Linked DNA regions of Homo sapiens: region 1 is linked to region 2. A link is an interaction called in ENCODE POLR2A ChIA-PET data of the cell type or tissue named here. Cell type or tissue: OCI-LY7. All regions are shown on one strand. Links, peaks and the distances in the headings refer to the core of each region. The heading gives the core; the rest is flanking DNA.

Region 1 (16,517 bases), core at 4,392-12,391, 500 kb before region 2:
GATAGGGAGAAAAGAGGGAAGTGAGAGTATGTATTTTGGCTCCCTCTTTGTGTAGTTGTCGTCATCTGGCTGCATCTTTTTAATGAAAAGCCATTGTTCCTGTTAGGCATTCTTCTTCACGAAATGAAAACACCTCGTCCCGCCTTAACTTGCTTGACAACTAGAATGTGGCAGAATGATGGTGTGCAACTCTTCAGTGTAAACAGAAGTTTCCATATATGTAGGATGGCATGGAGAAACAAAGTTTGGAAAGCAGCAGGAATATTGGAGAAAAATAAAATCACTAAATATCTTAGCTGAAGCACAAAACTGGGAAGTCCCCACAAATCCACCAGGAATAACTACAATTCTCAGAAGTCTCTGGCAAAGCTCTCACCTACTCTCTAAGCCTGCACCATCAAAGAGAGTGTTCCTAAGAAGGCTAAAGCTGATGAAAATTAACATCTCTTTGCCTGAAGAACATCCTGAGAAATGTTCCCAGCAGCTCTCCTGAAATTGGTAGATGATATTTGACAAGGGAAATATTAGTTTGTTGTTTTATGAGATTGTAATACATACGTATAAAATATGTAAAATTACATATATATGTAGACATATATATATGAGATTGATTGATATAGTGATTGATGGAGTCTCCCTGTGTTGCCAAGGCTGGTCTCGAACTCCTGTGCTCAAGCAATCTTCTTGTCTCAGGCTCCCAAAATGCTGGAATTACAGGCATGAGAGTGTATGTTTAACTTAAAAAGATCATCTCAGAAATTGACAGTGCAGACTGTCACAGTTGGCAAACTGTTTTTCTTCTGAGCCTAACAGTGAATATTTTAGGTTTTGAGGACTGTGGTTTCAGTGGCTGCTCCTCTTTACACCATTCTCATTCTTTTTAACAACTCTTTAAAACTGGAAAACCCAATCTTAGTTCTAATGCTGTACAACACTAGTTACAGGCCTTTGACTGTGCCCATCATTTTTTAAATATACCTTTGGCTATTAGATATTACCATATGACTTTTAAGATCAGATATCTGTCTCTGCAAAAAAAAAAAAAAAAAAAAAAAAAGATAGTAGAAATTTTGATGGGAACTACACTGAATCCAGAGCTCAATTATATCTTCTTTAATTTATTTCCTGAGCATGCACACAGCGTTACACATCTGAGTGGCCTTCTAGGTTCCCAGGAATACATCAAAGCTTTGGAATGCCCCATGGACATCTCATTCCTCAGCTTTTCCTTTTGAGCTTGTTTATTAGTCTATGAGTTTTGTACCAAATGTTATTAATTGTTTCAGGCAGCCATGACATTAAAACCATTTGCCTGTAAAGGTTTTTTTGACAAACAGTCACTCAAGAGGGGCTTTTAGCACCAAATGAACACTGAGTCAGGTAATATAAAGACAACGGTTACACATGGTTAATTTTGATAGATGTTGCCAGATTGCTGATCCAAAATTCTATAAAATTTACATTTCTACCAATAGTGGGTATTACTTGTAATGGTGACAGTTTGATGGGTGCAGAGATACGTCTCTCCACTGCTTTATGTCCCATCTAGCTACAATGCTCATGTCTAAGATATTCTCATAATTTGTTTCTTCACCTCCTTCAGGTGTTCAACTGTTTCATCAGTTAATCTTCACTAATCCTGCTACATTGAAAATTTAATGCATAACAGGCAATGAAATATTTTCAAATGAAACAATTATTTTTAAACTTTTTAATTTTTGTCAAATTTAAACATGCATATGGTTTAAATTTTCAGAAATATTTGTAGGACTTATAATGATAAATGTCAATCTCCCATTTCACTCTTCTTACCACCTAATTCTCCCTTTTCAGATGTAACCACTTTTAATGCATTTAATTTTTTCTACTGACATGTCTCTTTACCAAAGGATAGTAATGTACTTCTATTTATTGAGAACTTTTTCTTTTTATGCATTGCCTACTATAGAATTCTACATCTCTTCACACACAAACATACACAATTCCTTTTTTCTCATTATGTCAAATACTAATATATAATAATTTTATTTAGTCAAATATTATATGATAATAATTATAACCACATTGTTTACAACTCATTTTTTATAATTTATAATTTTTTAGAAATAAAATTATTTGGGTTTTTGTCACGAATTCTATGTAATCCATCTCTGAGTTATTTGACAAAATTATATTTCTTCTCTTGATACTTTAAAACCCAATAATGTAACTTGTAACTTGTTTTTTCTTTTCTTTTTTTTTTTTTTCACTCTTCTCTTTTGTCCACTTGTTTCAATCTGGGCTGGTTCCTTTCTAAACTTCTGTAACGCTATCATCCCCAAATCTTCTTTTATTATCGAATCGGAATTTTTTTCAACTCTCCTGGAAGTACTGTCTCCTTCCTGGATATTGTATGTTTTTATTTTGATTTTTTTAAAGACCAACCCTCTTGTTCTGTTGGGGCATATTCTGCAGTATTTATTTGAGAAAAAAAGCATAAAAGGACAATTGTTATAAAATTGCACTTTTATAAATGTTTTTATACTATTTGCATAAACGATGGAAAGTTTGCTGGGCATAGATTTCTCAGTTGAGAGACATTTTCTCTCAAATGCTAATGCTAAAGGCATCACTCATTATTTTATAACTTCCAATTGTTGCTTAGATGACAGATACAATTATCATTTTAGATGCTTTAATATGAATAATTTCTCTCTCCCTTTCTCTTCTCTTCTCTCTCTCTCCTTTTAAAATCTTATCTTTGCTTCCAAGTTACAAAATTTTATAATAATATTTCTTAATTTTTTTCAACCTATGGTTTTGGGAATAATTATCAAGGCAAAAATCATTTACTAGTAAATCAAACGGGGATCCAGTTGCCAAAACAGAGATGAGGTAGATTAATTGCAAAAATTATTTTTTTTTCCTGATATATTTCTCCCTGTAATATGACTATAAAGTCATTGTTATCAAGAGGTGACATTTATTTCCTCACCTCTTGAATGCAGAGGACTTGGTTTGACCAACAGAATGTAGCATAAAGACTTGCATGTCCTCAACTCTCTCTCAGAACCCAGCCAAGTCACACTGGGAATAACGCCAGGTAAACCTATTGGAGACTGAGGTGTGTCATGGAGCAGAGATGAGCCATTCTCTCTGAGAAAAGCCTAGACAAACCAACACTGTAGCTGACACAGCTCACCTGGAACCAGCTAGGTGACAGAGACTCTTGAGATATCAAAATGCTTAATGCTTAAGCCACTAAGTCTTGGGGGTCATTGACTTTGCAATATCAAACATATACATATAGAATATGGTAAAAATTATTTCAGAAACAAGACCCAATCATTCAACTTGAAAAATGAGGCCACATTTTAATTATAGGCATGGCTGTGAATCTGATTACCACTTTGGACAACAGATTTTACAGTCACTTTTGCCCTTGGAGCTGAGTCTGCAAGCTGTAGGACACAGAAGTACACACTTAGAAAACAGAATATGAGAGACTCTCCCAGCTATTCCACTCCTTAAAGCTTAAAGTGCAACCCTACCCATTGCCACTCTAATGCTAAACAAGATGACTTCAATACTGGGATCAAAACTGTCAGTCAAACACTCTACCCCAAGAATTTAGTGCTCACAGCTACAAGAACTCAAAAATAATCCAAATCATAAGTTTGAAATAGGCATAGGTATAGGCACATCTAATAGTTTTCAGTAATAATCCCATCTCAACAATAGATATTCTATCTTTCATCCAAGAACAGTTAAACTGTGCACCCTAGGCATACTGAACTCTATTTCAAAGGAGGTGGAGTCTTGCCCCCTTCTCTTGACCCATGGAGGCTCATCTAGTCTAGTAAAATTTTCCCCACCTGGATTTCCCTATTAATAAACATGAGAATGTTATTGGGAGCAGGGGTGGCAGAAGGTGTTTGCCACCTCTGCACTATCATGGACATGTTGCCAACATCCATCTGGGATTCTAGAAGACAAGTTTGATAAGTAACTGGAGAAGATTGGTAAGTGAATCTATTGTGTGTGAGCTGGCACCTGCTTATCATTTATTATTTATAATTTATAAATATCAGATCAGTTTGGTTAGCTATTTTTTTAAATTATGGTTATAGTCATATGCAATATCACAGTTAAGAAATATATGCATTTTTAGCTGAACACTTGTCTCTCCTTTGCCCATATTATAAAAGAAAATTGTCTCTCAATAACAATAAATAGGCCAGGCATGGTGGCTAATGCCTGTAATTTGCACTTTGGGAGGCCTAGGCAGATGGATCACCTAAGGTCAGGCATTCGAGACCAGCCTGGCCATCATGGTGAAACCCCATCTCTACTAAATATACAAAAATTTAGCCAGGCGTGGTGGCCGGAGCCTGTAATTCCAGCTACTCTGGAGGCTGAGGCAGGAAAATTCCTTGAACCGGGGAGGTGGCAGTTGCAGTGAGCCGAGATCGCGCCATTGCACTCCAGCCTGAGCGACAAGGGCAAAACTCCAACCACCCTTCGACCCAAAAAAAAAAAAAAAAAAAAAAAAAAAAAAAAGAAAACCAAATAAATATCAAAGTTCAAGATGCTCACATTGAATAGCTAACATTATCTTAGATGTTTTCCTTTTTTAATAGAGGCATTTAATTTTTTTCCTCTCAAATGTACTCATAAACTATACTTAACGCACTTTTACATTTACACAAACATCATGTCTTATGTGTTAGCAGGCCAGAAATCTATGAGAATATTCCCTCTCTTGTTGTCATACCAAATTCAGTATAAATTAATTTTCTGAAGATCTTGCAAATGTCTCATTTAACTTGGTTTCAGACTAAATGTGCTTAATATAAATGTACACAAGTGGTCATTCTCTATTGGGAGATTCATTGAGCCAAGATGTTATTTTGGAAGGATCTTTGAGCTTTAAGTGATTCTCTCAAAAAGTATGCTACATATTACCTGCTCTGGTTAGCTGCCAAATAGCCAGCAATTTTAAATGACTACTTTTCAAAGCAAATTATTCACACCTTCCTACTCATCAGAAAGTCTCAGCTGAACTAACATTTTAAAAGACTTCTCAATTCATAATTCTTAAGGAACAACATTGAATTTTCTTCCCACTCTTCATTTTTGCTGTAACACTTTGGCTACTTTTACCACGTCACTGTAATATGCTACCAAAATAAAGTTCTAAGTTGGTGACATGAGATCAATTCTGGTATTCATCACTGTTATTCTCTATTGCTCCATCCATTACAAATCATAGAATGTTAAATAATCATTTTTTTTCTTTTTGCCTATCTTATTTTGGCAAGATGTTTTAGTCTGTCAAGAAAAAAATGAAAGCCATGTGTTTTGAGTGGGTTCCATTGCAGCATGATTCTTGCAATGAAGACATTTTATTGTGTTAATTTTCATTAAATAAAACCCTGTTGAAAGCCAGTCGTTTTCCAAAACCCATATGATTTATGGCATGTTAATTTTTGTAGGGAGACACTCTGTTTCAATTATATGGAGTAAGTGATGCCTTTCAGAACAACTTAGTAATAATATCACCTATGACAACTTTAATTTTAGACCTATACCTCAGCTGTGAGACTTGGGAACGTATCAACAGAATTGTCAGCTTCTGCACAAATTTAATCTTCATCACCTCTATGCTATGTTTAACGTCAGATGGTTGTGCTTGCCAGGGACTTCCAATAATGTGCTTCCAGAAGGCAGGCACTTCATAAACATTAAACACTGGGTTTGCCATAACTCAAACATATTATATTTTTTTCTTTTACAACCAACAGAATGAGAAGTGCTAAGGCCCTAAGGCAAATGTGGGTGCACCTGAAGGAAATGGGCTATTTCATATAGTCTTTCCTTACTCTATCTTTTTTGTATTTGGTTTACTAATCACATACTTAATGACTTATCTTTTTCTGAAGACCTTGAGTCTAAGTAAAATATATTAAGTGAAATCAATATATTTTTATTATTTTTATGGAAAAAATATGCATCAATTTCAACCCCAAGACATGAATAAATTTATAACAGATGAAAATGTATCAAATAACCAATAATAACAAATTTACATAGGTAATAAACAGTAATTTGAAAGTGCATAAATAGTGTGTACATAAAATATAATGAAGTAAAATTTATTGTACTTAATATGGTACAATGAAGCAGGTGGTGGTTGTTGAAGGATGGGTTTCAGGGAGTCATATTTTTTTGGAAGATCTATTCCTTCTGCACTATTTTTTCACTAATATTTGAACTTCTATGAGGCTTATAATTTTCTTACATTCAAACTGAAATTTAAAATGAAGTTAAAGCACAGAAGAACATCTTCAGTCAAATTAATTGCTAAACATTAAAGGGCTCAAACACATGTAAATAGGACATCCACACAACAGCCGGAAAAGTTGTGGAAGATTATACCTTTCCATTGCTTCCTCCAGTTATAAACATGTAAGGAAAATCCCTTAGCCCTCATACAAACGTGGCATTCTATTCCAACGTACTCCATATGGTGTCCTCTGACCATTGTGTCAAGTGAGTAAGTGTGATTTTGCCTGAAACCACAATGTTGAAATACAATTTTTAAAGAGCCATGAAAAGTCATTACCTGAGCAACCCTTATTGAGTTAAGTCTGTTTAGAGAGAACATTCTGTCCTTGGCTTTTGTGGTTATGCAGTACAAATGATTCTTCTGCTTCTCTTCTGATTGATATTGTACCCAGATGATGAATGCTCAGGGAAAAGTGATGAGCTAAAGCATTTAGAAAACAAAATTCTCTGTCTGCATGGAGAAATTGGAGATTCCATTAAACATTTTCAGTATCCAGTAGAATTGCTTTGCTCCTAAATTATGCTATTGCCATGAGAGGACTATTAACTAGAACAAATTTGTCACTCAGCATGTATGATGATTTCTGATCCTGTGTACAAAATGCGGAATATTAATTTCCCGAAAAAGCCTATTTGTAGTGATCAAAGGGCTATAAACAAGTGATCCCAAGAAATGATAATTTAATCCTATGTTAATCAAATGATTAGAATAGTGACTTCTTTTAAAATTTGGATGTCATTCGTGTCTTAGAAAATCATCAGGATTTTAGCTTAGTATTATTATTATTATTTAGTGAAGTTTGTTGAGAAGAATAAGAAAATGGCATCTGGAATTATAGCTGTATATATCTGCAACCCTACTTGTTAAGGTGACAGAGGCTCAAAGTGCAGGAAGCAGATAACTCATACATACCTTTAGGAATTTCACTTTTTAATACCCAAATAAAATAAATGAGCCCTATGTATCTCGAAAAGAAAATAGAGCCCGTCCTTGGAGAATCGACTTAAAATAACTGATATGGTTTGGATTTATATTCCTGATCAAATCTCACGTAGAATTGTAATCCCCAATGTTGGAGGAGGGGCTTAGTGAGAGGTGATTGGACTATGGAGGCGGACTTCTCCCCTGCTGCTCCCATGATCATGAGTTCTCACGAGTTCTGGTTGTTTAAAAGTGTGTAGCACCTCCCCCTTCACTGTCTTCCTCCTGCTCTGTCCAGGAGGAAGAAGTGCCTCCTTCCTCTTTGCTTTCTGCCTGAATTGTAACTTTCCTGAGGCCTCTCCAGCCTGCTTCCTTTCCAGCCTGAGGTACTGTAAGTCAATTAAACCTCTTTTCTTTATAAATTACCCAGTTTCAAGTAGTTCCTTATAACAGTGTGAGAATGGACTAACACAATAACCTTTTAATAATATCCTGAAAAAGAGTTCAGAAAATTCCATATGGAATTTTTCTGTCTACATCCCATTCAGAAAAAATAAAATCACTAAACATCCTTCTTTTTCTTTTGATTTTCATAAAAACAACTAGTTTTGTTTGGTAAAAGGATAGTCATTTTTTGTGCTTTTTATATTTTTATTTTTATTTTTAAAATAACTTTACCTTTTATTTTAGATTTAGGGGGTACCATGTGCAGGTTTGTTACGTGGGTATATTGTATGATGCTGAGGTTTGGAGTGCAAACAATCTTGTCACACAGATAGTAAGCATAGTACCCAATAGTTAGTTTTTTAACCCTTTCTCCCCTTCGTCTTTCTTCCCTCCAGTTGTCCCCAATATCTATCATTGCCACCTTTTTTTTTCCAGGAGGACCCAATGTTTAATTCCTGCTTGTAAGTGAGAACATGCAGTATTTGCTTTTCTATTCCTGCATGAATTCAGTTAGGATAATGACCTCCAGCTGCAACCATGTTGCTGCAAAGTACATGATTTCATTTTTCTTTAGACTGTCTAGTATTCCATGGTGTATATGTACCACATTTTCATTAACCAATCCAGCATTTGGTGGGCATCTAGTTTGATTTCAAGTCTTTGCTATTGTGAATGAATATATGAGTGCATGTGTCTTTTTGGCTGAACAATTTATTTTCTTGTGGATATATGCCCAATAATGGAACTTCTGGGTTGAATGATAGGTCACGTTCTCTAAAGAATCTCCAAACTGCTTTCCACAGTGGCTGAATTAATTTACATTCTCACCAACTGTGTATAAGTGTTCTCCTTTCTCTGAAACCTCACCAGCATTTGTTATTTTTTTTTTGACTCTTTAATAATAGCCATCTAACTGGTGTGAGATGGTATCTCATCGTGGTTTTCATTTGCATTTCTCTGATGTTTAGCGATGTGGAACATTTTTAAATATGTTTCTTGTCTACTTATATATATTCTTTTGAAAGTTATCTGTTCCTGCCTTTTCCTCATTTTTTAATGGGGTAATTTGTTTTTTGCTTGTTGAATTGTTTTAGTTCCTTATAGATTCTGGATATTAGACCTTTGTCAGATGCATAGTTTTAAAATATTTTCTCCCATTCTGAAAGTTGCCTGTTTTCTCTGTTGATAGTTTCTTCTGCTGTGCAGAAACTCTTTAGCTTAATTAGGACCCACCTGTCAATTTTTGTTTTTGTTGCAATTGAGTTTGAGGACTTAGTCATAAATTCTTTCCCAAGGCTGATGTCCAGAATTATGTTTCCTAGGTTTTCTTCTAGGATTCTTTTATTTGAGGATTTACATTTGAATCTTTAATCCCTCGAGTTAATTTTTGAATATGGCGAAAAGTAAGAGTACAATTTTATTCTTCTGCATATGGCTAATCAGCTATTCCAGTATCACTTATTAAATAGGCAGTACTTTCCCCATTTTTTTTGTCCACTTTGTCAAAGATCAGATGACTGTCAGTGTGCAGCTTTATTTCTGGGTTCTCTGTTCTGATCCATTGGTCTGTGTGTCTGTTTTTGTACCAGTACTATGCTATTTTGGTTTCTGTAGCCTTATAGTAGAGTTTTAAGTTGGTTAAATGTGATCCCTTCAGCTTTGCTCTTTTTGCTTACGATTGCTTTGGCTATCCGTGCTCTTTTTTGACTCATATTTTAGAATAGTTTTTTCCTAGTTCTGTCAAAAATGACTTTGATAGTTTGATACAAATAGCATTGAAATTGCAGATTGCTTTCAGCCTTATGGCCATGTTAATAATTTTTATTCTTCTAATCCCTGAGCATGGAACGTTTTTCCATTTGTTTGTATCATCTATTGATTTCATTAAGTGGTGTTTTGTAGTTCTCCTTGTAGAGATCTTTTACCTCCTTGGTTAGATGTATTCCTAGGATTTTGTGTGTGTGTGTGTGTGTGTGTGTGTGTGTGTGTGTGTGTGTGTCTATTGTAAATGGGTTTGTGTTCTTGATTTGGCTTTCAGTTTGAACATTATTCAAGCATTAAAATGCTACTGACTTTTTTACATTGATTTTGTATCCTGAAACTGTATTGAAGTCTTTATCAGTTTCCAGAGCCTTTTGGTGGAGTCCTTTTTTTTTTTTTTTTTTTTTTTTGTGGAGTCCTTAAGTATAGGATCATATCATCTGTGAAGAAAGATAATTTGACTTCTCCTTCTCCTGTTTGGACACTTTTTATTTTTTTCTTTTGCCTGATTCATCTTGCTAGGTCTTCTAGTTATTTTTTAAAATGTAGTAAAGCAAATAAGGAAGTTTATTTAAAAAGCAAGTACCTTAAACCACTGTTAGAAAATATTTAGTTAAACAGACTGACAGATCACACAAACACACACACACACACACACACACACACACACACACACACACCATAGGCTCTGAAGTATAAAAGAAAAAAATAAGCAAACCCTCTAGGCCTCAGATTTCTTATCTTTAAAATAAGAAAAAGTGCAGTACCTACCTATGGGGGAAATTCAGCCAGATATCAGGCAAGATTCACCCCCGATATTTCACGTAGGTTCTTTTCTATTTCCCCTAAGTGTCGGCCATTCTGAGAAATAAAGGGCCAGAGTACAAAAGAGAGAAATTTTAAAGCTGGGTGTCTGGGGGGGACATCACATGTCGGCAGGTTCCGTGATGCCCCCTGAGCCATAAAACCAGCAAGTTTTTATTAGTGATTTTCAAAAGGGGAGGGAGTGTACGAATAGGGTGTGGGTCACAGAGATCACATGCTTCACAAGGTAATAAGATATCACAAGGCAAATGGAGGCAGGGCGAGATCACAGGACCACAGGACGGGGCAGAATTAAAATTGCCAATGAAGTTTAGGGCACACATTGTCATTGATAACATCTTATCAGGAGACAGGGTTTGAGAGCAGACAACCGGTTGGACCAAAATTTATTAGGCAGGAATTTTCTCTTCCTAATAAGCCTGGGAGTGCTACGGGAGACTGGGGCTTATTTCATCCCTACAGCTTCAACTATAAAAGACGGCCACCCCCTGAAGTGGCCATTTCAGAGGCCTACCCTCAGGGACGCATTCTCTTTCTCAGGGATGTTCCTTGCTGAGAAAAAGAATTCAGCGATATTTCTCCCACTTGCTTTTGAAAGAAGAGAAATATGGCTCTGTTCCGACCGGCTCACCGGCAGTCAGAGTTCAAGGTTATCTCTCTTGTTCCTTGAACATTGCTGTTATCCTGTTCTTTTTCCAAGGTGCCCAGATCTCATATTGTTCAAACACACATGCTCTTCAAACAATTTGTGCAGTTAATGCAATCATCACAAGGTCCTGAGGTGACATACATCCTCCTCAGCTTACAAAGATGATGGGATTAAGAGATTAAAGTAAAGACAGGCATAGGAAATCACAAGGGTATTGATTGGGGAAGTGATAAGTGTCCATGAAATCTTCACAATTTATGTTCAGAGATTGCAGTAAAGACAGGCATAACAAATTATAAAAGTATTAATTTGGGGAACTAATAAATGTCCATGAAATCTTCACAATCCACGTTCTTCTGCCATGGCTTCAGCCGGTCCCTCCATTCGGGGTTCCTGACTTCCCACAACACCTACCTTACAGAATTGCAATGGAATTAAATGAGATAAAGAATCAGAAGTACTTAGCACTGTTATCTGTTATAAGGTCAATATCTAAAAACGTTAGCTTTTTTTTCTTACCTTATAGGTTATGCAATTTTACATAAGGAATATCTCACTGTGGAACTTTGGAAAAAACCTGCTTTATCATGTGGAAATCTTGTCCTGACTTTCTTGTCATTCAGTATAAATCTATATCATTATGTTTAATAACCAAAGTTAGGTGGCATATGTCTTCAATTCCCAATGGTTACTACTTAGGTAATTATCAATTATTCAATATTATAAAGAAAGATAGTGCAAATTCTGATACAAAAATCTTTTTACAATTGCAAAATGTTTCTCTTAGAGTAAATTCTTCAAAGATTTCCAATTAAAGACAACATTGCACTTTTAAAGTATACAGTGATTAACAGCTTTGTCCCCAGAAATTATATTGATTGACATTTTCTCCATCAGTGGAGACCATTTTATGACATCATCACCAATGTTCACTTTTTCTTGCTCTGTTATTCTAGTCAAGTTGACATTTCAATGGTGCTTATAACTTGTACTTTTAGTTATCTATTAGATTTACATATTTTAATGCTTACTAGCCTTTTTATTTATCTTCTTTCATGAATTCATGTTTTACATATTTCACTTAATTTTTTCCTGAGTGTCCCTGTTTTTATTCATGATATATAAAGACAGTCTTTATATGATAAATGTTAACTCATTGCCTGGTGCTTAAATATCCACTATGATTCTCAGTTTGTTATCTGTCTTTTCACTTGTTTATGATGTCTATGATTGTTTATTGTTACATGAGATTTCTAGTTTTTAAACCTCAAATTTATCAATATGTTTCATTATGACCTTCAGTTTAAACAACATTGTTAGAAGGTTATTCTTTTCCACAAAATGATGACAAATATTCAGTCATCTTTTCCTTTCATATTTTCATTACATTTTAAAAACTTTTTATATTTAATTTGTTTTAGTAAAATTAATAAAGGTCTAGTTTTGTTTTTTATTCAACCTACTAACCAGTTGTCCCAATATTGTGTAATAATCTATTTTCTCCCACTGTTTTAAAATGCCACAGTAATTATATATAAAATCTATTTATCTGCCTATGTGTGCATCTCTACTTCCTAATCTATTGATTTCCTTTCTGTTATTATAGTAACAGTATACTTTTTAAGTTACCATAGTTTTACATTAATTTTTAACAACTGGCAGACAATTTATCTCCCATAGTTTTGAATATAAAATTGTTACCACATGTCCTACAATCTTCAAGTGTTTTTCCAGAGTACTGAGAACTGAAGGAAAATTGGAGTTACTAGAGTACCCTATCAATCAATAGTCTATGATCAACTATCTTTAACATATAGTGTGATTACACATAGCAAATGTAAACATGTATACATCCACACACACAGAATAAGTTTGTGCTAGCTCAGCATATTTCATAATTTAATGCTTCTGTAACAGTAATGACTACCATTTTTGAATGCTTTATATATACCTACCACTGTCTTAAGTGCATTGTGCATGCTTTATTATTTAATTCTTAGAACAATGTTGTCAGTATTATTACCCACCCATTTGACAGATGAGGATACTAGGATTTCAAGCAGTTTTTATTTTTAATATGTCACATACAGAACCTACCAAACTCCAATGTCCATGCTCTTTTCACAATACTTTACTACTTCTCTGTTCTCCACAGAAACAGTAGAGGCTGAGACAATTATTTTGAAAAGATAGTTGAGTGAGAAATAATGCCAGAAATAAATAATATATTCGAGGAGAGGAAGACTGAACTCACATAGTCCTGATTAGGCCTCTGGATTCAGAGAAACATCAAATTTCTCAATATTTCATTACAGTCTGCTTATTTAGCTATAGACTTAAAGCAAGGGGAAACATCAACAGCTTTCAGCATGAAATATGAAGCCAAATAAACTCTCTGTCTCTTATCTCCTTAGAATTAACTTCTCCAAAAGGGGAAAAAATAATCAATGGCTTAGAAACATCACATTTATGTGTTCCAAGCAACAACAAGGAAGGAGCATCAGTACAATCCTAATAAGTAAGCGGGGAAAAATAATCAATGGTTTAGAAACATCACATTATGCTTTCCAAGCAAGACAGTCTTAATAATTAGCCACTGCTCCCCACCCACTGCATCATTCTGACTCCATAATTAGAAAGCTATGCTTGAATCTGCTTTATGTTAAGTCCTTGCACTTTAAGTCTGTATATGCACTAATGGTTATCAAATGGGCAGTTGTTTATTTTGCAAGGTAAGGCCAAGCCCACAGACTGGGTTGTTTTAAGTACTTTAAATAAACATTCTCTATAAACCCTAAAATGGTGCATTTACTATGACTTCTATAAAGAGCTCATTTACATTTATGTGGGGAAAAAATAAATAGAACAAAGAATCATTTAAACCTGGTCTTCACTCAAGTTCAATCTCTAAGTTCAAGTTGTTGATACTCCCTTTTAGACCAGGTACTTTGTGGTTGGAGTGCAAATTGAGGTGGGCCTACTAAGCCTGCAGTCAGATTACACAGGATTTCCAAGATGGTCTGGGAATCCCCTTTGGATGGTAAGCAACCCCAAGGTGGGGCCCGTTTATATTCCCCATTGTGCATGCTACACAGCCTGATGCAAGCATTGCTGGTGCCTAAGAAAGGCGATCATCTGTAGAATGTAATTTCATCCTTAAATGTCCTTGATGTAGAGAATAAGCACACATTGCCTGTACTTCTTTAAGTGGGCTTCAGTGCTTCACACCCACTTTTTTCAGTGAATGACATTAATATTGTTAAGAAGTACATGAAATCAGCCAGATTTAAGGGCACTGAAATGCCTCCAGAGAGAGAACACGTTTGTGTGAAAAACAGTTTTTTTTCTTTTAAATTGGAGGCTCCTTTGCCTGTATATATAAGGTAAGAAAGAAGCATAGAGTAAACTTTCTAAGCACTGCCTATAATGGTAACAGTGCTTACTTTCATTCTTCCTCCATTGAATAGCATTCACACTTTTTAAATAAGTTGTGAGAGTTACTCTTTCTTCAAAACCACTTTGTATAACACTTTATTACCTATTTAGAAGAGTCATTCTTCCAAAAAAGCTCAGGAAAAGTTAATAAAATACCATGATAAGATATTTTTAAAAATACCTTATATCGTAATAAATAAGAGCCTAACAAAGGTAATGTAGTTGGGTAGGAGTTGTATGAGTGTACAAATATTTGGGAATAGAAAGACGTATCACCTTCTTAAGACTCTTTTGGGTTGAGGTTAAACAACATAAACAGCTATTTAAAAAGTGAAAAATTAAGTGAAGAGGTTATTTTGCCTGCACAATATCATATAATTAGCTATGCTTATTTAACTCCTTTGAATAATTTATTCCAATGATAAATAGGTACTGACAAAGAGTAGAATGGCAAATGGAAAGAACACTTAGCAAATAATTGTTCAAATATTTGCCTTTGGCAAGAGAAAAACCTTTTAATTTTGAAATAGTTTTATATTTACAGAAAAGTTATAAAATAGTGCAGAGAGTTTACATATACCTTGATCCCCCAGCTTCTTCTAATTTTAACATTTTGCATGAATCACAGTACAACTAAGAAATTAATTAAGAAATGAACATTGGTGAAATACTAATAAATAAGTAACAGGTTTTGTTAAAATTTTGCTAATTATTTCACTAATGTTGTTTTCCTGGCCTGGGATCCAATCCAGGATCCCACATTGCATTTCATCTCTGTCTTCTTAGTCTTTTCCATCTGTGACAATTGCTTGGTTTTTCCTTGTCTTTCATGGCCTTGGGACTTTTCAAGAGCACTTATCAGATATTTTGTAGAATTATCCTCAATTAATTTTTGTCTGATGTGTTCTTATGATTAGGTGAGCTCATGCATGAGGCTGAGATGTCTCATTACTGATGATGTTAGTCCTAATTACTTGATCATTTCACTCTAACGTTATTATTTTTCCCTTTGTAATGAGTAAATATCTTCAGGGGGTGGGTACTTTGGGATTGTGTCAATATCCTGTTTCTCAAAACTTTGCCCACTGATTTGTCTCTCATGGTGGATCTTGCGTACCACCAGTGTGACCATTCTGTCTACCATCTCTTTTTCTAGTTGGGTTGCATGGGTGGACTAGCCTTCATACCTTGGTAAATCAGATCTGATAACTGAAACACAATTCTTCTTCCATGATAGGTAAAGTCGAATATAATATGATAAATCATATTCGTACTATGATAGGCAAAGTAGAATATTAGAAATTACTCAAAACTGAGTATTATATTCCTACAATAGGCACTGCAAGGACAAAAAGGCTGCAGTCTAACAAGTAACAGTTCACCTACCACATAGGCAACAGATTAAACAGCTGACAAATATCTTTCAAATTAGAGTATTTGGTCCTAAATCTCCACTCTGGAAACTGGGAGGAGCTAGAGTTTTTAACCTTGTGAAATGTGAGCTTTTGATTTTTCTTTTTAGCTAATATTGTATCCTGAGGTACCTAGATTCTAACAATAAATATATTAAAAGCAGATCTATTCAGAGCACTGCAGGTAATACAGAAAAAAATGAAACCAGGACATTGAATGTACTGAATTACATGAAGAGATTTGCATTATCCCACACATAACCACTAGCCATTTACAGGCATTGAAATGTGGCTAATCAAATTGGGATATGCTGTAAATATGCAATACAAACTAGATTTCAAAAAGTTAACATGCAAAAAGAAATGCAAATGTGTTATTAATAATTTTATATTGATTACATGCTGAAATATTTTGTGTATATTTTATTAAATAAAATTCATTATTAAAATTAATATTTTTATCTATGTGTCTGCTTGAAAACTTAAAATTACATACATAGCTCATATTTTATTTCTATTAGACAATGCTTAATTTGAACTTTACATGACACTCCCTAAATGAAAGTAATTTTTGAAAACCTAGTACTTCTCTGAAATACTGGGTTATAGAGTTCAAAGAACATGGGCACTGTAGCAAGAAGGCTCAAGATCAAAACCAGGCTTTTTCACCTAGTAGCTGTGGGGTCTATTTCAAGTTTCTATTTCTCATCAACAAAATGAGGATAAAAATATGTACATC
Region 2 (16,517 bases), core at 2,895-10,894:
CCAGCTTAGCCCAGTATTTCTCTAACTCACCTCTAAGATTCTGAAGCTGGCTTCCCCTGTGCCTGAGGTCTTTTCTCTTGGCCTAATATCCTGGCTAGATTTTGGCAGTTCCCCACTCTAGGGGCAATGTCTTTTCAGCCTGCACCTCTGACTCCTAGCTGGATGGATGACTTCAGGATACACAATAGAATCATTCCTGTGACTTATCTGCCCACAGTCCCAAATTCAGTTGCAAACTTCTCCTGAAAGGCTGTTTTTGAATAATGACAGTGACTGGACTCACCTTGCTCTTCTGCATACTATTAATTCCCCTGCCAGTCAATCTCCCTTTTTTTGGTCAAAGTATAGTTGTATGTATATTGATCTCTGGCTTAGTCCCATCTCTTTCTTCCCCTCCACCAGTTCTGTCATTAAATGTAGAGAAGATCATGGAGCCATATAAAAATTTATATATCGGCTGGGCGCAATGGCTCATGCCTGTAATCCCAGCACTTTGGGAGGCCGAGGTGGGCAGATCACCTGAGGTCAGGAGTTCAAGACCAGTCTGGCCAGCATGATGAAACCCAGTCTCTACTAAAAATTCAAAAAAATTAGCCGGACATAGTGGTGGGCACGTGTAATCTCAGCTACTTGGGAGGCTGAGGCACGAGAATCGCTTGAACCCGGGAGGCGAGGTTGCAGTGAGCAACTCCAGCCACTGCACTCCAGCCTGGGTGACAGAGCAAGACTCTGTCTCAAAATAAAAAAAAAAAAAAAATTATATATTATACTAGAAGAATCTAGGCACACTATTTAAAAATTATTTTTAACAATCATGACTTCCTTTAATAGAAAACTATGATTTTTTACACTTTAGAGTATTTTAGCTAACACAGCTGGTTATGTAGCTTAGGTGGCATATATTGTCATAAAGATATGAACATTCCTATCCCATATAACTCAATTCAAGCTATTAACAAGGCTTTCTCAATAAGGATTGAATAGTTAGTCCTATAGTTTCACGGACTCAGATGGCCATTTAAGATCATAGAAAATTTCATTGAGTCATATGGATGCCCATCTAGTCATTGGGCTTTGGTGGGGATTTTAGCTGAAATGCCTGGTCTTTCTTTTTATTTAAATCAAACCACTTAGGATTGTACATTATATCATAGTCCTTGGTCTTCTATGGTCACCCTAATTTGAATAAAGCTAACCGCTGGTCAATAAACACATCTTTACCATGGAGACCTATTTCATTACATACAAATGATTAAATGATAATAAATTCCAAGCTTTTAAATAATATTGTTAATAAGAAAAAGTCCAGTCTGTCTATCCCATAGCAAGACCGGGAAAAGAAAAAGAAAAACATCTGTATGTGTATGTAGTCTGCATGGCACCCCACCCCCATCCCAAACAAGCTCCAGTGTTTCAGCAGGGGTGGGGTGAAAGGGTGAAATGGATAGGAAAAAACAGAAACGTGGATAAAATTATATAAATAACTGTTGTTATTCTTGGATGGTGAAATGCGAATCAACACTTGAATGAATGTTGCCTTACAGAAATTTCAGTGCACAATGAAGCCTTGTTGTTACTCTGAAACTTTGTTCAAAGCCAGAAGCCAAGAAAAAGTTTTCAGATATCTTGACAGAGACCCACGATGGAGTGTTTTACCAAAGGCTCCAAAAGAAACCTCCATGAATGCTATTTTTATTCGGATTATGACATATATATATATATATATGTATATATATATATATATATATATATGCTTAAAGTGGCTTCTGATAACCAAAGTATTCCATTTCATAAGAAAAAAAGGGGTGAGATCAAAATAATAACACTATTACTTAGGGCTTAATTCTCCAAATCCTGATCTGTTTAATGACGCAAAGGTGAGAAACAAGATTTCTTCTTTGTAAGGTACTCATTATCTCTTGAGTGGCACTCAAATATACTTTTTAATATAGAAGTTGTTTTAGCTGTTAGTAATTTAGCATCATAAAAATAGTAACAACTGCTAATGTAAGTTAAACATTATTAAATAACCAATAGTAACACTATTAATCATGAATATTGAGTAATACATAATATTATTTATTATAAGTATTGATAATGCAACATTAAAGATAAAGCCACATAATTCCGTCTTGGGAAACAAAAAAATAACATGACCAGTAGAAGCTACAGCATCAACACAATATGAAAAGAAAGAGATTGAAAGAGGGGCTCATAAATACAGACACTGATACATGGGCCACCAGCCTTTAATTCTGTGGTTCGGAAAACACTTGTGTTGAGAACACAGCCCTGGTAATTTCTTCCTCAATGTGGCTGCTAGAAGAAGGTTCAGGGAATGAATTTTGAGTTCAAATCCCGGTTCAGCCTCTTACTAGTTATGTTACATTGGGAAAATCTTGTATGTTCTAGTATATTTTATCGATTGAGTCAACAATTACTTATTAAGCATCTACTACATGCCAGTGTTTTCAATGTTTAAGATATATAAATAAATAAAACAGTTAAGAATCCCTGCCCATGGTAAGCATAATCAATAAATTACAAAGTGTAGCAGAACATAAGCACTATACAAAGCCAAGAAAAAAGTAGAGCAGATTAAGAGAGATGTGAGTTTTCAGAGACTCAAAATGAAACTTTAAGTATGTATGGTAACCAGCGTTGGCAAAATTGAGAAGCTACCTTGAGAAAGAAATTAGTAGAACTGTGTTTGTGGTTATTTGTTACAACAGCAATAAAAATAACATGAAGGTATTATATTACAGTTCCAAATGTCAGAAGTCTAAAATAAGTCTCACTGGACTAAACTCAAGATATCAATAGGGCTGTATTTCTGGAGAATCTAGGGGAAGCCCTATTCCCTTGTCTTTTCCAGCTTCTAGATACCCCCTGCTTTCCCTGGTTCCTGACCACATCATTCCAACCTCTACATCTGTCATTTCATCTCTTTCTCTGACTCTGACACTCTTGCTTCCCTCTTATAAGGACCCTTTTAATTATATCAAGCCTACTGATAAAAACAGGAAAAATCTTCCCATCTCAAGCCCCTTAAGTTAATCACATCTGCAAAGTCCCTTTTGCCACATAAAGTAACAGGTTCCCGGGATTCACTCATGGACACCTTTATCCTGCCATACTTATCAATGTGAATGATTTCTTAACCAAAAATTTAAGAGGCTATTGTGCCATTTAAGAGGCTACTGTGCCAAGTCCTCCACTGACCTCTCTCCCCTGCCCCCACCCTGTTATCTTGCTCATATTTGCATCTCTACCATCAATTTTTATTGTGGTTTCCCAATATAGACATGTATATCCATTCCTAATGTCAAGACTCAATGGAAGTGAGGCTATTAGTCATGCGTTGATTCTGCGAATGACTGTTACAGACAGAGGGAACAGCCAGTGCAAAGGCTCCGGGGTTCCAGCATGCCTGGCATATTGAAAGAACCGCAGGGAAGCCAGAGTGCAAGAGTGGGTGAGGATGTGAGTGCTACGCAGTGAGGCAGAGGTCATGGAGACCTATTCACATTGAGTCTACTTTAAAGCAGGCCACTTTAATCATGAGAGACCTGAGAAGACAGTGGCAGGCTGATCTGTTTTAGTGTGATATATTCTGGCTGCTGCGATCAATAAATCATTTCTGGGCTTAAGAAAACATGTCACTGGCAAATCATAGAAAGGATAAGTGTCATGATTTACCTTGATCTTAGTCAATGATCAGAAATTACTTTTCTTCTCTTTAAACTGCCTTGGCACTGCACCGAAGGGCCAAATCTTAATTCAGGGTAAATGAACCATCTCCATGGGGATATGGAGAAAGAAAAAGTTCCTGCCCCAAAGCCTCAGGAATCAGTCTACTGAACTGGCTTCATTCCTTGCTTCTTCCAAGAGCAGATGAGAAGTCTCCTTACTCCCTCTCAGTTTCAGGAACCCCCTTGCCATTAATAATGTATACACATACATGTGTTTTGCATATGGACCAAGCAGAGACTACCAAACCTCTGAACTCTTGCTGGGCCCAGATGCCAAGAGACAGGACCCTCCCCCACACTTGGGCAGAGGAAGTAACAAGGGCTGGAAGGAGCCATGCTTTACAGGCTCATTCTCCTCTGGATTTCCTGCCTCCCTTGCCTGCCAAACTTCACTTATGAAAAGCCAGGCTTCACTTTCTATGAGTCAGGTCAGTTGCAGAAAGAAACCGATTTCATATCAGGCTATAACAGATGAGCTTTTGGGGTGTATTTGGCCTCAGGCGGAAGCCTGGACCTCCCGTTAGCATGCTCTGCCTTTAAGAGCTGAATGTGGGCCACTGAGGAACTGACCAGAAGGCACTGGCCTACTCCGAAGTCCACTAGGACAAACAACACCAATGTGCACTCTGAGGGGCTGGGGTACACCCAGCTGCGGGGTGTTTCCCGTGTTCCCTATAACCTGGATGTGTTGCTCATTATTTGATCATCTTCAGACCGGAGATGTGACAAGCTAGGAAGCCGCAGCCAGTTCTATGCACACCGACAGCTGAAAAGAGTCTTTGTTTCATGGCCCGTCACATCATCTGGGAAGGAGCCCAGGAGCAAAAGAAAAGGGGGGAAAGCAAATCAACCTTCCTGCCACTCACTGAGTAGCCCCAGCAGTGAAGAAGCAAGAGGTACCTGCCAGAATTAACAACTGTGTCATCTGCACCCCATCTAAGTAGATGCCTCTGTGAAACATATTTTGGTATCCAGAACAAGAAAGTATGTCTTAAGTTAAAAACAAAACAAAAAACCCTACTGTACTTACTATTGTTGTTACTATTGTTAGTAGTAGTAGTGTTAAGAGATGGAGGAAAAGGAAGAACAAATTCCTTTTCAAATAGCCAAGGGGAAATAATGAGAAATGTTTCCTCTAAGAAGCCTCGATAGTGGGAAACTATTTAGAAAGTCTTTAAAAAAAAAAAAAAGTAGTCAAAATAGAGAAATAATGTAAATACGGGATTCATATTGGGGGAATTTGAATCCATCAGCTTTCTGACGAATTTGGCAAGGAGTAAGACTATGTCAGAGGCTTTTGTTTTTGTTCTCTTTAAACACAGGTTGTTTAGGTAACCCTGAGTCTGGGATATGTGGAACAGTTTTATTGGCCAGTTTGGCAGGGAGAGCACTTTCTTTTTCTGTCATTGGTCTAATCCTGGTGCCACATACAGAAATGATATCCTAAACCAGCCTGGTAGTAACAGGGAGGTAACATCACACAGCTAATTCACACATGGCTCAACAGCAAGATTTTATGCACAGTAGTTTATTCTCACATAGGCACAAACACAGTAAAACTATGTGAAACTTATACAAGACTGCAGCAACTTTCGTGGTGAGATTCACTCCACAGTCACTGAAATAGATATGAAATTCCAGGGGAATATTAATTTGATTTTGGATCTTTTCATTTTTTAATATTTTAGAAGAGTAAACACAGTATGTTTACATGTGGCTTCTTTCGTCTTTTATCTTTTTTCAATTTTGCTAGCCCTAGTTTTTTGTTTTTTTTTTTTTTTCCAAATACAATTCAAACATAGAGTAAGCAAGGGCCTCTGTGGCATGAGATCTGGGAACACAGGAAGACATTCCTCATCATCTTACATATTCTGATGGATGCTGTAGGAGTCCATCATAAAAATGTCCTCCATTAAAACTAAGATTTTGATCCCTTTTAAAATACTTATAGGCCTGAGGTACATTATACATTCATATGAAAAATCCAAGAGCACATTTTGGTGGAAACTGAAGGAAGGAAAATCTGATGGGGAAAAGAGGTGTATAGCTTAAGGAGGTTTGAGTCTTTCCCAGAGACTTCCACTCAGTTTCCAGCTTTGACTCAAGATGATTGTAATCCCAAAATACAACCAGGAAAGAGATAATAATTCACAGCTTGTGGACAGGGTGAATGAATGACCTGATGAAACCTTTATAGTTCAACATCAGATTATGTGATATATTGTTTTTGCTAAGATGAATGATTTGAGTGAATGAATCAATGAATCTTGACCCATGGATGAACCACAGTGAAAGGAATATTGCTGAAAGAAGAAGTAGACAGTGAGGGATCAAAGATGTGGCTTTTTTAAACCTTCATTATTTTCTTTCTTCAATCTTCTTAGCCTTAGCTGTCCCATGTACCATTAAAAATAAAAGGTAAAGGTGGCTCTTTGACTTTAACAAAGAAATAGGGCACCAGGATGATAATAATAAACTGCTGCTTGGGCAAAATTCAGTATCTTCCATCTGTATAGCAATTCATACTTCCCAAAGCCAAAGCCCTTAATGCACTCTGGTCTGAAAATTTATTGGACTTTTATAGAGGCCATTTCTGTTTCTATTGTGTATCTCAAAAAAAGTGATGTCTACAAAAGGGATGTGATTAGCTGAAGATTAACTAGATGTTTAGCAACGTTGCTATCAGTAGAACCCAGACCCTAACATTCCCAGTCAAGATCCCTTTCGCCTCAGCTCGGGGCCCACATGATCATGGTTACCTGAGTTGTGGCGGCAGTTTGAATCTGTTACGCACATCATCCAGACGGTTGCCCAGGTAAGGTGTGTCCACTGTCACAAATATGGCCTTGTAGCCCATCTTCTCTGCCTGCCGCACTAGCTTCTTGGTGACTTCTCGGTCCTTGTAGATATACAGTTGCAGCCAACGAAGTGCCTCAGGACCAGCTTCCGCCACTTCTTCAATTGAGGAGGTGGCCCAGGAACTCAACATCATGCCCGTTCCCAGGGACTGACAGGCTGAGAAAGAAAGGGGATGATCAAGATGGGCCTGGCATTGCTTACCCTCCCAAACCTTTGAATTGTAGTTGGATGAGTAAAGACATCTAGAAGGGCAATTTGGCAATATGAAGTCAAATCTCTTAAAGAGAGAAGAAAGTCTGGCCCATACCATCTATTTCCTGATTCTACCTCCTCTGATACAAATGGCTACTGGAGTTATTTCTGCTCAGTGTTTATTTTCCAATGATTAGAAATATACATTTCTTTCCACACTTTGTATATTGTTCCTGAAGAACAAAATAAATCCAATAGTCAAAGGTGTCTGTAAATACGGGCAAAAAATATTAAGAACCTGAACATCCAGCCTTAGGGGATTGGTTAAATTGTAGGTCATATATAAAATGAAATGAACACACCCATTAAAATTAATATTATTGCTGGGCACAGTGGCTCACGCCTGTAATCCCAGCACTTTGGGAGGCTGAGGCGGGTGGATCACCTGAGGTCAGGAGTTCGAGACCAGCCTGACCAACGTGGTGAAACCCCATCTCTACTAAAAAAACACAAAATTAACCGGGCGTGGTCATGGGCGCCTGTAGTCCCAGCTACTCAGGAGGCTGAGGCAGGAGAATCGCTTGAACCTAGGAGGAAGAGGTTGAAGTGAGCTGAGATTGCAGCATTGCGCTCTAGCCTGGGTGACAAGAGTGAAACTACATCTCAAAAAAAAATAATATTATTATGATAATCAATTTTCTGCATCAATATGCTAAACCATGGTGCCCAGATATTTGGTGAAACATGTCTGAATGCTGCTATGAAGGTGTTTTTTAGATGAGATTAACATTTTAATTAGTAGACTACAGGTAAAGCAGATTATCCCTCATAATGTGAGTGGGTCTTATCTAATCAGCTCAAGGCCTTAAAAATAAGTCTGTGAAGGAGAATAAGAAGAAGGGGAAGGAGAAGAAGAAGGGAAAGGGGAAGGAGAAGGGGAAGAGGAAGGGGAAGTAAGACTGCTAAGAAAAAGAAGAATTCTGCAAGGAGCCTGCCTTCAGACTGGAACTGCAACATCAACATTTCCCTGGTAGCTTGCCCACCTACTCTGCACATTTGAACTTGCAAGCTTCCACAAACACATGAGCCAATTCCTAAAAATGTCTATCTATGGATAGGTGTTTTAGAGATAAAGATAGAGATAGAGAGATAGACTTATGTATGTATCTATCTGTATCTATCGAGAGAGAAAAAGATGAGAAATCTCCAAGGGGGAGATCCTATTAATTCTGTTTCTCTGGAGAACTCTGGGTATTACAATTTTAAAATAATATAGACATAGAAAAATGTTTATGATATATAGATATATTAAGGAAAGAAAAAAGTTTACAAAATGACATGTATTACATGATATCAAATTTGTACAATTCTACTTATTGGTAGATGAATCTAAACAAACTACATGCTAATGATGGGTGGGAGAATTATGGGGTTAGTTTAATTTTTTTCTTCCTTTTTAATTTTAAAATTTTGTCTTTCAAAATTGTATTAAATATATAGTTTACCATTTATGTTGTCTTTTAAAATCTCATAAAATGTGTGTGCTAGATATCCCAAGTAGACACATCCTTTTGAGCAAGGTAGCAGTTACATTTTGGGGGGAAAGGTAGCAAGAAACGGGCAAATAAATGGAAAATTAAATAGAGTCATCTAACTAATAGTTTTAGAGGGTACTTGAGAGAACATGAGTGATAGGTAGGCTTTCTTCCAAAAATTGGTAGTAAAATTGGAGTAAAATTGGAGTCAGCCTTAGTGGAGGAGAAACTGATATAATGTTTATATGCAATATATAAAACAGTCAAATCTGTTATAAAGTATAAATATATTAGAAGTATAAATATATAAAAGTATATTATGTAAAACTCTATTCCTTCAAGTCATTTGACTCATCTGTGTGCCTACCATGCATCAAATGGGTATAAATATACTTGTCCAAATGACACTCACAGGATGTTGATAGGAATCCAGTGAGTTGCTGCTTATAAAGCTATAATGAGAGGTTAAAAAGCTTCCATGATTCTCAAACTTTAGCAGGACAATCCCCTGGAGGGCATGTGAATGAAACACAGATTTCTGGGTCCCACCCACAGAGCTTCTGGTCCAGTAAGTCTGAGATGTGGCCCAAGAGTTTGCATTTCTAACCAGATTAGGCTGATGCTAGATCACACTTTGACATTTAAATAGTACCATAGCCATTAGATAGTAAAGGTCTAAGTTCAAATGAAATAAAATGTATTTTGTTTTTGATAAATGTTAATTTTTCAATGCCTTTGAAGATGTTTTTCATACATGTTCTCCCGGTCAGTGGTTAGCTACAGAAGATCTGAGTTGGAGGTCATCATGTCTATAGATCACTAGTCTGTTCTCCCAAAGAGTTCCTTCTATAGGAATTCATGACTGGCAAAATATTGTCTAAAACCCACATTTTATTAAGTAAGAACACAAATGAACATATAGACCATTGTCTGATTTTCATTAAGATTTGGAAATGTGGAAAATAAATTCAGGTCACTTACTGCTGTTTGAAAGGAACACCAAGGGACATTGATTGCTTGGATCAAAATCCTCCAACAATCAATTCACCTGAAATAAATTATGTCCTGGCCAGGGTTGGTGGCTCTCATCTGTAATCCCAGCACTTTGGGAGGCCAAGGTAGGCAGATCCCTTGAGGTCAGGAGTTCAAGACCAGCCTGATCAACATGATAAAACCCTATCTCTACTGAAAATACAAATATTAGCTGGGCGTAGTGGCGCATGCCTGTAATCCCAGCTACTCAGGCGACTGAAGCACTAGGATTGCTTGAACCCAGGAGGCGGAGATTGCAGTGAGCTGAGATCACACCACTGTACTCCAGCCTGGATGACAGAATGAGACTCCCTGTCAAAAAAAAAAAAAAAAAAAAAGTCCTGAAGAGGATGTTACCTAAGGTCACACAGAAATGAGCAACAAAGTAGGAGAACTCAGCATGGCTGAGCACTCTCCCAGGGCAATGATCTTTCTAGACTCCCTACATGTCTAAATGACTCCCTGGTACCATGCCTAGATAAATGTACTCCCTCAATATTTCAGGGCAGTGACATCCAAGAGAGTAGGTTTGCCATGTGCATGAGAGACACTGCCATGCATTGGGAAGGCATGGAATCTTAGAATCCAGTGGGAAGGTCCTCCGTACACTGGAGGTGCAGAGTGTGGATGCACAAAGGGGTCTGGCAGAGAAAATCACTCAGATGATAGGGCATGTTTTTGTAGTTAATACAAAGACATCATGTAGTCAAGCAGCAGCTCTGCCAATAGGAACATCAAAATCCACAAAAGGATTCCCTTGAACTCATGAGAAATATCTACAGACACTCCACACAGATTACCAAAATGCTGCAAAACACACATAATTTCTACTTCTCTTAAACCATCTGACTTGCAGGAAATGTAAGCCCTTCACAAACATTTTACCCAAATCACTTGGGTATGCATATTTAGAGAGAAGCAAGTTTGGTCCATACCATCTATTTCTTGATTCTACCTTGATACAAGTAACTGCTGGAGTTATTGCTGCTCAGTGATTATTTTCCAATAAGTAAATCATACATGGCTGAAATTTTGAATTGGCATCCCCAAAATTATTCCAAGAGAATGCTCCTGCATGTAGGAGGAATATCAGAGTCTGTGCTAAGGTATTATCATTTGAAGCTAAAATACTAGTCCTAGGAGAAAACAGGAGCAAAACAGCAGGCTCCCTTCTCCCCAGAACAAATATGAGTGATCACTCTGATCTCAATCCACTTGTGACTATTTGCTATGACAAAGGAAAATTATTGATGAATTACATTCATTATTTTTAATACAGTTTTATGTTAGAATGAGCTAAGGGAGCCTGGGAATTTATATGAACCATTCAGAGAGGCAATAAAGAATTTGCCTATTTCTTAAGGACAGATCTGAGATGAAGTTGGTACATACCAGAATGGCAATTATGTTTGTTAAAATATTAAAATACTTACACTCCAATTGGTAAATAGCCACGGCTCTGAAGTTTATCACCCCAGCCCCCGAGTCTCTTCAATATGTCGTTGTGCTTCAATATGTCATCACTTCCTTTTCTCCCCAAGGAATCCCCAGACTTCCTCATAATCCAGCAACTTAAACATCAGTGCCGGCAGAGCGGGGGGCATCCACCCTGTTAGAGCGCTAGAGACCAGCAGCTGAGTATCTCTTCCAATTGCTCAAAGTCCTTTGCTAAATAATTCAAATATTACCTTTGCCTGAGAGACAATGATAAACCCTTTGAGTTCACACTGCTCATTTTGGGGTAATACTTACAAGCTTCAAAATTTTATAAATGGCGTAGCATGGTCAGACTTCATCAAAAAGTTCTGACTATCGTTATCCTAGCCTATGGCTTGAAAGCACAAATGTTTTAAGCCCTTTTACTCACCTTATCCATTGTCCACAATGAAATTCTGACTCCCTGCTCCCAAAGCAGACACTGTCTCATTGCATTTTGCAAAGGACAGGGGTTGGATTTCATTCTTGCTCCCAATGTGTGGCTATGTATTAGACTGTAACGGAAGATTCCAATGATATGTGTTGCAGTTTTAAGATGCCTGGCAAAATGGAGCTCACAGCTGAGGTCATATTAACATAAAGGCAAAACCTGGCTCTTGCCTAGAATGAAGTTCCCTAATGTTGATCCAAATCTAAAAATCTTGGCTTTTGTAATAGACGGTATATCCTAAAGATGAAATACCTAGGAGCCTACACCATCAAGTAACACTGATCTTGTATGAAATCCCAGGACTCTCTTCTCTTACTCACTGACTCTTTCATTGTCCTTAAGACATATCTTCAAAGATAGACACCTACACTTTTAATGTTACAGATATATTCAGACTTTATTCGTATGTTTGGCATTTCTTTCTCTTCTTTAATTAAACAGTGATACACTGTGCCATTGCTATAAGGAAATTGCATATGACACACACACACACACATACAATCACTAAAAGGGACACTGGCCAGGTCTCAGGTATTGAAGCATCAAAGATAAGGCTACCTATATAAACTGGGAGATAAAACTTTCATTTCAGAACAACAACAGGGTAGAATGGATTGAAAGCCTGTCCTAGAGTCCCAGTCTTGCCATCCATGAAGTACGTTCTATCTGCACAATTGCTATAGCCACAGCTGTTCTGCCTACTTCATAGCATTGCAAGATCATCTACTGGGGCAATGTTTCTGAACGTTTTCTGTGTAATCTCTGAAGCCATGCAATTGTAAAGGGTAAGGTGAGAGGACGCCTAATGCATTTGGAAAAATAAGTTCTGGATAGCTTTGTATGTATTTCTAATTTTGCCAAGGACCTGAATTTCTTAATGTCATTATTTGTTAATCTTCTCCACAGCCAGCTTTCCTTTGCAATTATTTTTAATTTATTTATATTTATTTTTAATTGGAAAATAGTAATTGCACATGTTTATGGGGTACAAAGTGATGTTTTGATCTATGTATACATTGCAGACAAATTTAGACAAGCTAATGACCATATTCATCACCTCACCAACTGATAAGGTTTGGCTTTGTGTCCCCACCCAAATCTTATCTCAAATTTTAATCCCACGCATCAAGGCAGGGAACTGTAATCCCCATGTGTTGAGGGAAAGAGGTGATTGGATCATAGGGGTGATTTCCTCCATGCTGTTTTCATGCTAGTGAGTGAGCTCACACGAGATCTGATGGTTTTATAAGGGACTCTTCCCCCTTCACTTCACACACAGGATCTCTTACCTGCCACCATGTAAGACATACCTGCTTTCCCTTTCACCATGATTGTAAGCTTCCTGAGGCCTCCCCAGCCATACAGAACTGTGAGCCAGTAAACCTCTTTTCTTTATAAATTACTTAGTCTCGGGCAGTTCCTTATAGCAGTGTGAAAGTGGACTAATACACCAACTTACCATTTTTTTGTAGGGAGAACATTAAATACCTAATCGTTTAGTAATTTTAAGATATACAATACATTACTATTAACTGTGGACACCATGCAGTACAATAGATCACTAAAACCTATTACTCCAGTCGCACTGAAACTTTGTACAACTTTGATCAATATGTCACTTTCCTCATTCTTTTCCTTCCTCTCCCAGCCTCTGGTAGCCACCTTTTTATGATCTGTTTCTGTGAGACCTACCTTTTTAGATTCCACATATAAGTAAGATCATATAGTATCTGTCTATCCATGTTGTTACAGAATTTCCCACTTTTTAAAGGCTGAATAGTATTCCTTTGTGTACATACACCTCATTCTTTATCCATTCATCTGTCAATGGATACTTAGGTTGATGGCATATCATGACTATTATGAATAATGCTATAACGAACATAGAAGTGCAGATATCTCTTCAACATGCTGATTTCAATTCCTCTCAATAAATATCCAGAAGTAGAATTTCTGGATCATATGGCAATTCTATTTTTAGTTTTTTAAGGAATTGTGTGAAACTAAAATGTTTCTGCACAGCAAAGAAAACAATTAACAGAATCAAGAGACAACACAGGTATTGGGAGAAAATATTTGTAAAGTGTATATCTAATGAGTGCTAATATCCAAAAAAAAAAATAAGGAACTCAAACAACTCAATAGCCAGAAAACAAATAACCCAATTAAAAAATAGGCAAAGGACAGCAAGAGAAACAATCAAAGGAGTAAACAGGCAACCTACAAAATTGGAGAAAATATTTGCATACTATGCATCCAACAAAGGTCTAATATCCAGAATCTTTAAGAAACTTAAACAAATCAACATGACAAAACAGATAACCCCATTAAAAAGTGGGCAAAGGACATTTGCAGATACTTCTCAAACAAAGGCATAAAAGAGGCTGATAAATATATGAAAATGATGCTCATCATCTCTAATCATCAAAGAAATGCAAATCAAAACCACAATGATATACCATCTCATACCAGTCAGAATTACTTTTGTTAAAAAGTCAAAAAATACTATGTTGGTGAGTCTGTGGAGAAAAGAGAAGGCTGATACACTGCTGTAGGGAATGTAAATTAAATAAGCCACTATAGAGAGCAGTTTGGAGATTTCTCAAAGACCTGAGAGTTTTTCTACCATTCGATCCAGCAATCCCACTAACTGGGTATATTCCCAAAGGACAATAAGTCATTCTACCAAAGAGACACGTGCACCTGCATGTTCATCACAGCACTATTCACAATAGCAAAGACATGGAATCAATCCAGGTGCCCACCAATGGTGGATTGAATTTTTAAAATGTGGTACATATCCACCATGGAATACTATGTAGCCATAAAAAATAACAAAATAATGTCCTTTGCACCAACATGGATGCAGCTGGAAATCAATAACCTAAGTGAATTAATGTAGTAACCAAAAACCAAATACCACATGTTGTCACTTATAAATGGAAGCTGAATATTGGATACACATGGTCAAAAAAATGGTAACAATAGATGCTGGGGAATACAACAGTGGGGTTGGGAGGGGGAAAAGGGCTGAAAAAAACTACCTGTTTGGAATTGTGGTCACTACCTAGGTGATGGATTCATTTGCACTCCAAACCTCAGCATCATGCAATATACCTTTGTAACAAACCTGCACATGGCTCCCTGATTCTAAAATAAAAGTTGAAAAAAGAAAAAAAATTGGCAAAGGATCTGAACAGACATTTCTCAAAAGAAGAGATATAAATGGCCAATAGATATATGAAAGAAGCTCAGTATCACTAATTATCAGGGAAATTTAAATTAAAATCATAATGAAGTATCACCTCCAACTGTTAGAATGGTTATTATCAAAAACACCAATGATAACAAGTGTTGGTGAAGATGCAAAGAAAAGGGAACCCTTGTGGAGAAAAGGGAACCCATTGATGTCAGGAATGTAAGTTAGTACAGACATTTTGAAAAACAGTTTGGAGATTCTTCTACAATGATTTTGATGCTCAAGAGACCCATTCCTCTTTTCCCTTGCAAATATAGTGTCCAATGCTCAATACCTTTATGGAGAAAGCTCCTAAAGGAGAGTGGAATCTTCTCCAATTCCAAGAATTCCCTGTGAGGACATATATAGGGAGAGAATATCTAAGGAGATAATTTCTGCATTCCCAAGGTACACATTACTTTGGAGAGCCTGGAACAAATAATCCAAGAAGTGAAACAAGAACATGCTTTTCCCTATCCCCACCCTAACCTGTTCACAAATTTCCATGGGGGGAGCTGCAGAGTGAGTCTAAGGGGCTGGCAGCACTTGCATAGTCCAAACATCAATCAGTAATACTTGGAAGAAAAATTGTAAAGTTCCCAGTGTAAGTTTTTGGTTTCTCTACTCTTCCATTTGCAATGTAACTATAAATATAATGATATAAAAATAAATGAGATTAATATCCTTGTTTACTATCATCCATTCCCCCCACTCCATCTCAAAAAATGGGCTACGGCCAGTGGCATGATTTCTGTTTTATAGAATAAAAGTTAATCTCAGACCCACCCATAATAAAGATTTCTATTAGAGTTAAATCACATGTCCTAGGGTGGAAAAATGCCACAAGGGTCTGCAATAACCTGACATAAGGTAAGTGTAGCTCGACCTTTCTAAACTGCCATTCAATAGAGGGTTGGCTAAATTTCCTATACTATGGAACCTACAATCAATGGCTGAGATTTAAAAGAACTCATCAAGTATGAATGCAGCTACCTCTGGGGACGCTAATCCGGAACTCCAAAGTACAGTGATTTAAATGAGCTAGGACAGGTAAACAGCTTTGGAAAACAGCAAAAACTGGCAGTGTTCTCCCTCTGGCTGGGAAATGCAATTGTTCTTCTAGAGCTTGGCAGAGTTTTGTTTTGTTTGTTTGTCACATCAAGTCTTAATGAAAACATTTATTTCTGATCCAGGTAATCTGGATGTGAAGAAGCAAAAATAGGAAATCCATTGTGTACATAAATTTTAGGGGCCTGCATACTAAGCCTGCCTGTCCCAGGTTTTTATCAAAGACTACTGTGAACACATCTCTTAATTATCTAGAGTCTCCTTGTGACTTCTCACTCATTTCAGGCAGTCATTCTGAACTTAATAGGCTCTCAGAAGACCTTGAGGGTCTTCAGAAGGGAACAATATCCATCTACATCTAATAGTGTCATGTGTGAAGACCTGAACTATGCCTTTGGCTTGGAACCAACAGGAACTTTCATCCCAGGCTCTGATCAGGGCTTCTCAATCTTTGAGGAATCACATGGGTATGTTAACAAAATTCAGATTCTGACTCAGTAGGTCTGTAGTGCGACCTAAGATCTGCATTTCTAACAAGCTCCAGAGTCCTGCTGACGCTGATGTTCCAAGGACCATACTTTGAGAACCATGAGGTAGATATTTTCTTTCAAAAGGACTCATCCAAATTAGTAGAATATGTGTGATGTCCTGAGCAAAGTTGGGGCTCATTGAAAACGGGAGGGAAATATGGAGCAATGGCAGTGAAGTTGGTAGTGGTTGTCCCATGGTTTGCCAATGGCCCGCCATGCCTTGCTGATAAATCTGCCTTTCTTCTAGCCTGGCACCCTCTGGAGAGGGTCACAGGTACATTTGCCACATTTGTTTATGTATTCTTCTCTTATTAGTTTTAAAGCCAAGGAATTAAACTGTGTTCGCATAATGGCCCCTCAGTACACTTAACCATTATCCCATGA

What was found. Peaks named below come from ENCODE experiments on the same cell type or tissue, not always from the same donor. Only the 100,000 strongest peaks of a DNase experiment are listed, where the experiment ranks them.
Region 1: POLR2A ChIA-PET joins it to region 2 with 14 read pairs; 2 of 35 experiments call an interaction of 5 or more read pairs at or near these places.

Annotation. Positions count from the first base shown.
Region 1 is chr20:7,403,776-7,420,292 of GRCh38, forward strand. No RefSeq gene overlaps it. Among named protein-coding and RNA genes, the nearest start is that of MIR8062, 40 kb to the left of the region's middle. In OCI-LY7, for the core only: no CTCF peak of the experiment used is centred there; no DNase peak of the experiment used is centred there; H3K4me3 peaks cover 1,168 bases; H3K27ac peaks cover 665 bases.
Region 2 is chr20:7,907,653-7,924,169 of GRCh38, forward strand. It overlaps HAO1 (hydroxyacid oxidase 1), which reads right to left. Exons shown (of 8, transcript NM_017545.3): 3 at 6,512-6,767. Among named protein-coding and RNA genes, the nearest start is that of HAO1, 25 kb to the right of the region's middle. In OCI-LY7, for the core only: no CTCF peak of the experiment used is centred there; no DNase peak of the experiment used is centred there.